3 separate regions of the Mus musculus genome follow, and all the other regions are linked to region 1. The links are chromatin loops, found by intact Hi-C in ENCODE. Cell type or tissue: left cerebral cortex. All regions are shown on one strand.

Region 1 (2,500 bases):
CTGAGGAGTTTGCGCCTAAGGTCTGCTCAGGGCACCATCCCAGACTGGAAGGAATTGTGCCATTGGCGGGGTGGAGTTCACATAGATCCTCTGGGTGTTGTGGGACCGGCTGCAGTGTTAGCACCCAAGGTCTGGAAAGTTCTTGCTTGGTGACAGAGGTATCTGGTGACATGAGGCAGTTTCCTTGCCAAGTAAAAATTATCATCCAAGTGTTGCAGAAACCGCAAGGTTTGGGGCCAGTCAAGGTGACCCTCAGTGCAGTCCAGAGACTCAAAGTGAGGTATATGAAGCTGCTGCCAGTCTAGCATGACACACTGCTTTAGGTTTAACTTTTCAAATAGAAGTAAGTATATATGGATTCAGAGTATAGCACACCCATAAAGCAACAGTGCTGTCTTCTTTTTGGGAAGTGCCATGTTGCACACATGCCGTGCTTTCGTACAATTAGCAGCACAGTCACTGATTTTCCACGTCGCCATCATCACCCAGAAATAATGTGTCTACGCTGATGCTGCCACAGCTGCAATGTCACGAACGTAATAGGAGTTTTCATCTTCACTGTAAGCCTGTGGGACCAGTCAATTGTGCAGCCTGTCACCGACTAAAGCATCATTACACAATACACAATTGTACTAACACAAACACACATGTTCCTCGTCCAATAATTTTTTTATTGATGGCCTGTGCTTATGGTTGGTATTGTTATACCTTTTTTCTCCGCCCTTTGTCACATTCCCATTGTCCCAAGTTGATCTTGACTCCTTGGCTAGTGTAGTGGGTAGCCCTTGGGGCACAAGCATTGTTGCTTGTGGTAGTGGTTTTTCTGTTTAATCTTAGAACACTGGATTGTTTAGCCCCCACCCTGCCTAAGAAATTGTCCTTCTTTCTAGATACCTTTTTACTAGACCTCATTGTGTGGCTGGGATAACTCAATATTGGGGCTCCACCAGTCACCAGCGTTCCCTTTTGAAACTGTATTTATGAAACACTGTCATGGCTTTTAATAGAAGCCTTCCTGCTTTGGGAATTGATTACTCTAGATTCAATGCCTTTGGATTAGGAATGGTTATCCTCCAACCCCTCTCCCTCCAGATTTGTCACAGGGAAATTTTCGCTTCTCACAGCTGACATATTGTATTTGATTAATGTATAATGTTGTAAATTGACATGCTTCACTGATTCTGGCAAAGTTTTAGACTTTTTGGAAAGATATTTGTCTTTTATTTTTGAAATTCCCAATCTTTCTCTTCTCAGCCTATGATTTTCTTGTTTGTTTGTTTTAGATTTATTTTGTTTGTTTTATGTAAGTACGCTGTTGCTCTCTTCAGACACACCAGAAGTGGGAATCGGATCCCATTACAGATGGTTGTGAGCCATCATGTGGTTGCTAGTAATTGAACTCTGGACTTTTAGAAGATCAGTCATTGCTCTTAACCTCTGAGCCATCTCTCCAGCCCCTCAGCTTGTGATTTTCGATGTCTGGAGCAAGTACTACTGCCATCTAGTGGTAGAAACAGCTTAATGTCTGTTAATTGTAATGCAGAACTGTCCTCCACAGCAAATAGTCCAATCCCAATGACAGTTGTGCTGAAGTTGAAAAGACCACTCTAAAATCTGTAGATGGGAGAAGGAAAATCAATTGTTTTCTGGGGCATCACAAGGGCCCATGAAAAGCGTCAACTCCTATTTATACCCCAGACTCCCACAACAGTGAGAAATGCGGCAAGATTTGTTGGCAATTGCAGGGAACCTCACGACAGAACCTGGCAAACCCTGGGACAAAGTCTTCAAGAGGTTGTCAACCCTCTCATCATGCCAGGCACTTCCTTTTCTCTCATTTTGTAAAATGTCATAAAACTTGACATTTGAACCACACAAGTCAGTGTCATTAGTCACACTCAGACTATTGTGTGCCAGTCACTAGTACTGGTTTCCAGACTTTTCCATCACCCAGACAGAAACTGTCCCACTCTTCAGCATCTGGTATGCCCATTTTACTATCTCTAAAGATCAGAAATTATAGACATCTGCCCTTTTGAGTATGTTTACTTCATTTATTGTACTGGTTAATTTGAGTATGTGTGTGATGGTTTGAGACAGGGTTTCATGTAGCTCAGGTTGATTGTTCTCTCTCTCTCTCTCTGATTTATTTTATGTGTACAGATGTTTTGATTGAATGTGTATTTGTGCACCACATTTACACCCAGTGCCCTCAGAAGTCAGAAGTCAGAAAGGGCATCGGATACCCCAGAATCCAGAGTACAGAAGCTTGTGAGCCACCATGTGGATGCTGGGAATCCAACCTAAGTCCTCTGGAAGAGCAGCCAGCTCTTTGGGATAAATCTACTACATATATATGTGCCCTTTTATAATTATTTGAGAATACTAATATCTTATGCATTTGCATGTCATCTTTTTTGCCCTGCCCAATCTGATTTCCGGTGTCTGCATATCTTTCACTCTATTATGAGCATTTATTTTTATTTTTTATTTTTACTTT
Region 2 (2,500 bases), 250 kb before region 1:
GAAGGGCGCGGCGTGCGTGGGGAGGCGGGAGGAGGACAGCAGCGTAGCGGGGTCCTGCAGCCTGCATCCCACCCCCGCCAGCCAGCTCCCCACACCCGAGCCCACTCCAGAGAAGAAAGGACCTTTGCACCACCGGTGCCGCGCCGCCACTCACCAAAGGAAACTGAGGGCCGAACAGAGAGACCAGAAGAACGAGACTGAGGCAGGCTCGAGCCACGGTCGCACAACCCAGGACGGCAACACCGGGCACAGCACGGAGGGACTCTCTACCCACTCGTGAAGCAGCCGCGGGCGCCTCAGCAGGCGAGAGGTGAAAACACGCAACGCGCGCCGGCGGCCATCATATAGAGAGCATGCCGCCGGCTCCTATTTATAGCCGGTTCTGCGCCCCACGTGACCTGCCGAGCCTCGCGCCCGCCCGAGGTCCCGCCTCCGATGTGACGCAACCACAGGCTGGTCGGGCGCGCCTAGCCGGGTGAGCTGGGCAGCGGCGCTGATTGGCCTGGACGTCCCCGGGGCCCCGCCCCCAACGAGGAGCTGGTCCACGTGGGACTGGCTGGCCGCCTCCCTGCAGCCTCGCCCGGGTTATCCTGTCTGCGCTGGCCACGCCGGGTGGCTGCGGGCGGGGACTGTGGGGGAGTCTCGCCCAGACACGCGGGGACTGAGGCCGCCACCAAGGTCGTTCCGAGTTTCTCCCACGCGGGCCCGGGTCAGCTCGGTGGCGACGCGGAAGAGCGGGTGTGCTGAGACTTGCCCTTGGCCGGACCCGATCTGTACCTCGCCCGGAGAGGGTGGAGGGATCTCACGTGGCCACCTCGCTCCCGCAGTCACGCACTTGTGTGAAAACGGAAAGATTCGGGAGTCACGAGGATAGGCTTGCGTTCCCAGCTGTGGCACTGCGCTGAGGGAGAGCCATGGGTCATTAGTTTCCCGGCGCCGGACCTCCGTTTTAGGAGCCCCGGCTATGGCGCAGCGGGGAGGATGTTACTTTGGATTCGAATTCTTAACTCATATTTGCTGCAGTGTGTCACCTTGAACAAACCCTAGGTCTCCTCAAGCCGAGTGCTCTGGAACGAGAAATAATAGCAGAGTGAGAGAGACTGGAGGACGGGTTGGAATTGTGTGTAAAGCACAACAAAGATGCATTTCCTGTCAGCTCATCGGGGCTAGTGGCGACAGGCAGTACTAATTCAGGTATTCTGGTTACAAGTTCTTACCCAGTAAGGAGAATCATATTAGCTAAGATATAAGCATGTGACTGGAACTCAATAGATGTTCAGGAAATGAACCTTCATTTCCTCGTTACTTTTTTTTTTGAATGTGCCTGTTTTAGAATATAGGAAAAGGTTACAGAGGATGTCCTCATCCTGAAAGTTTTCCCATCCCCTTTTGAAATAAAGATTGCTTCCTGGTCCCCTACATGGTATAAGGTTGTAGTTCTGACAATGGATTAGTTCGTTTTATTGCCTAAGCTCAGAACTAACTAGTCACCACTCCTTGGGAGATTTAAGTTATGTGGGTTATAAAGAAACTTAAGAATTCCAGCCAGAAATACCCGGTTTAGAACGCTCTAAAACGCTCTCTGCTCTCCAAAGGTAGGGCAACGAATAGCAGAAACAAACATGTTGTAAATTATAACTTCACAGGAGTGTCCTGTGACCTATAATTTGGTAGACTCAGAATCTCGTATAGGTTATACAGGTCTATTGACCTCAAGGTCATGGCTGGAAAACAACCTTCATGTTCCAGGACACTGACCCCAGTGTGTAATTCTGGCATCTTCAAATGCAACACTCTTTGCCCTTACTTCTTTCCAAGGTCATAAAACATTGAATAAAAGGACTGGTTTGTTAAAAGGTTGTTAGTGTCCTGCCAATTAAAACAATTTTTGAAGTAATTATTTGTGAGGAAATTGCTCATGACTTTGCCCACTGTTTGGATGTGCTTTGCTTCAGTCTGTTGATGACCATGCTTTTGCCTCTTGAAATTGAGACAACCAAGGTGAGCAGCCATGGTGAATAAGGCCCATCCAGGTACAAGAGCAGAATCCAGAGCCAGGTTTGCCAGATGTGAAGGCATCACTGTGGTTCAGGGAGAGTATAGTATTTTGAGACTTGGCTTTATGCTACTTTAGTATCCATGTATTTTCAGGCAGAGACAGATTTCTCTGTCTCTAGAGAGTCCTTACTGTCTTGAAATCAAGGAGGGGGGATGTGATGGTTGGTCAGATGGTTTTAGATTGTCTTGTTTTTTGTTTGTCTTTTGTTTTTGTTTTTGTTTTTTGAGATAGGGTGTCACTGTGTAGCTGTCTGGTTGTCCGGGAACTTACTGTGTAAATCAGGCTAGCCTCGAAATCACAGAGATCCCCCTGCCTCTGCCTCCCAAGTGCTGGGATTAAATTCATGCACTTCTATACTTGGTTACCAGTTTTAATATTCAACTTGACCCACTCTAGAATCACCTAGGAAGAGAGTCTTGGTGAAGGCTTGTCTAGATAGGT
Region 3 (2,500 bases), 120 kb before region 1:
ACGGGACACTACTTTCTGGGGTGTTTGCTAAGGTAGAGATGCCCCCCTCCTCTTCTGTCCTTGAAATACAAATGATCCCACCCCCAAGTGAAATTCTGGAAAAGAACCAGACACCCAGAGAGAGGCAAGCCCTCCCCAGATGACTATGTAGTGAAGGGACCATGAGACCAGGTTCAAGTCTGTGGGATGCTAGTTGAACCCATTAGGACAACTTCAAGATTACGTCATTTAAAAGGGAGTTGCTGTCCCTTCCTACATGAGAGTACGCGAATAGAATGGTACCAAGCCAGTTTCGCACATGTGGATGAGGAGAGCAAAAGTCACCCAAGATCGTGTAAGAAAACATCACTAAATGCAGCTGCAAATGTAAACTTTTGGTGCAGCTAAAGGAAAGGTCTGAAATGGAACAGCTCCCCACGCTCCAGCTTCCCTGGAAGCTCCTGCTTTGGGTAAGTCAGTGAGTTTTCTCCAAATTCCCTGCCGGTTCATCTTGGCCTCCGGGTAACCCAAGCCTCGGCGGTTTCAACTCCCCTTCCACGCCCACACCACACAGAGCTGAATCCTAAGTGGCGGAAAGCTGCAAGATGACTGATGCGGGCCCAGGGAAGCAGGGGAACCAGGCCGACACCCTGAGTGCGGGTATAGGTCACTGTCAGCAGACAGGGCAACCGCACCCAGACTCCGTTCCAAATCCAGCTACGGGTTTAGGTCTTGCTAGACCCATTTTATATCTGCTAAGGTGAGCTCGCGCCTAGGGAAGATTAATGACCTTAAAAAACAAAAGCGCTCGCTCTCCGATTCATGCGCGCAGCGGCCACGAGGGAAGGGCTCACCTAGTCTCCCGAAGGGCAGTCGGTTCCTCTCCCCCAGCATCAGGTTGAACCTGGGGTTGTCTCGCCGTAGCCTCTTCCAGTAGCCGGTGGCCAGCAGCAGCCGGGAGACCTCGGCGTAGACGCTGCTATTCTCGTCGCGCACCACGAAGGTGTACATGGCGAAGGGCAGCGCGCCCCGCAGCCGCTACACGAGTCCAGGGCACGGCGGCCCCGCGTGCACACTGCCCCAGCCTCAGCCTCAGCCCCGCTGTCGGTCTAATTCCAGGGCCGCGCCTCCGGATTACCCTAGTGTCTGCCCTGGGCGCCCGCGCCACCGCCCGAGTGGCGAGCGCCACCCGGACGCCGCGCCCACCCCCAGCGCCCCGCCCACCGCCGGCGCCCCGCCCACGACCGTGATTCCGCGCGGCGCTAAGGGCAGGTCTGCGGGTTGCGGCGGCAGGAGCTCCCAAGCAGGGCCCACCAGGGCCGCCCCGCCACTCAGTGTGTGGCCGGTGACATGGGTCTCAAGTGTGGCTGCAGTAATAGCAAACTGCGGTGGAGAGACCAAGGGAAATAATTCCAGCTGCGCCATAGCCCGCCAATATCCCTTTCCGCCCTCTGTCTGGGTCTTCCACCAAGTTCAAAATCAGATTTGGTGGATGAAACAAAAGATCCAGGCATGGGTGTAGCTCAGTTGGTAGAGTGCTTGCTTAGCCAGCACTGAGCTCTGGGTTTGATCTGGGTGCGGTAAAATCGGACACATGTCAGGAGCCATAATGGGACAAGCTAATAACTAGCAGGTGATCATCCTGAAGTAGCCTGCCTTGGATTATTATATAATCTGCGACAGTGAGCCCTCATTAAGCAAGGCTATGAGGGACTCATTTTAGGAAAGATTCCTGCTGAGATAGAACAAAGGCTGTATTGCTTAATCCTCCCCTGATAGGCTACAGGTGTTAATCGCCTAAGCCAGCAAGCAAGCCCTCAGAAAGAGCAAGAAAGTTTTTAGGACTTTTTAGAAGTTATCATCAGCATTTCAGTATAATTAGAGAGCTAGAAAGCCCCAAGACCCTCAGACGTTAAAGCCATCACCAGAGTCCTTACTCTGTGACTCCACTGCTACCCCTGGCCCGGGCCAGGAGGCTCCCAATGTTCTAATTTGGCACCCGAACAGCGACATTGAATAAGGTAAGTGGACACAGATAGGACTCTTAACTGGGTCTTACAAATCCATTGGACAAGGAGTGTGCAGTTAAATTGTCTTCTGCCATCAGTAGAGGCGGATAGTTGGGGCCATCAGTTCCTGGTTGGGTACCATCAGTGCCCATGTTAAGCCAGGAGCCATCAGCTCTGGCTTTTATTGCCTGCTGCCATCAGCAGAGGCTGATACTAGGTGCCATCAGTGCCTAGCTGTTCTGTTGGAAGCTATCAGCACCCGTCTTAGGTCAGAAGACATCAGTTCTGGGTTGTGTGCATTTCATGGGTATCTCTCAAGATGGGACAAAGTGAATCTACAGATAGAGAGTTCTTTACAGATATTAATAAGTATACTCTTAAGAAAAGAGTCTTAGCTGGGCAATGGTGGAGCACGCCCTTAATCCCAGCACTTGGGAGGCAGAGGCAGGCGGATTTCTGAGTTCGAGGCCAGCCTGGTCTACAGAGTGAGTTCCAGGACAGCCAGAACTATA

Evidence for each region. A loop is a pair of places that touch in the nucleus more often than their neighbours do. Peaks named below come from ENCODE experiments on the same cell type or tissue, not always from the same donor. Only the 100,000 strongest peaks of a DNase experiment are listed, where the experiment ranks them.
Region 2: a loop joins it to region 1, with 2.1 times the contacts of the local background. A loop is called at or near these places in 5 of 42 quality-filtered maps.
Region 3: a loop joins it to region 1, with 2.2 times the contacts of the local background. A loop is called at or near these places in 22 of 42 quality-filtered maps.

Annotation. Positions count from the first base shown.
Region 1 is chr2:128,947,386-128,949,885 of GRCm38, reverse strand. No RefSeq gene overlaps it. Among named protein-coding and RNA genes, the nearest start is that of Zc3h8, 4.6 kb to the right of the region's middle. In left cerebral cortex, a CTCF peak has its summit at 1,497 (motif pointing left); a DNase peak (open chromatin) is centred at 1,483.
Region 2 is chr2:129,196,647-129,199,146 of GRCm38, reverse strand. Slc20a1 (solute carrier family 20, member 1) reads right to left here and starts at 374. Exons shown (of 11, transcript NM_015747.2): 1 at 155-374. In left cerebral cortex, a CTCF peak has its summit at 1,171; DNase peaks (open chromatin) are centred at 479 and 792; H3K4me3 peaks cover 1,406 bases; H3K27ac peaks cover 1,514 bases.
Region 3 is chr2:129,064,637-129,067,136 of GRCm38, reverse strand. Vinac1 (vinculin/alpha-catenin family member 1) reads left to right here and starts at 1,228. Exons shown (of 11, transcript NM_001370941.1): 1 at 1,228-2,000. It overlaps Ttl (tubulin tyrosine ligase), which reads right to left and starts at 1,190. Exons shown (of 7, transcript NM_027192.2): 1 at 834-1,190. The coding sequence starts at 990. In left cerebral cortex, a CTCF peak has its summit at 1,088; DNase peaks (open chromatin) are centred at 566 and 1,156; H3K4me3 peaks cover 1,802 bases; H3K27ac peaks cover 1,394 bases.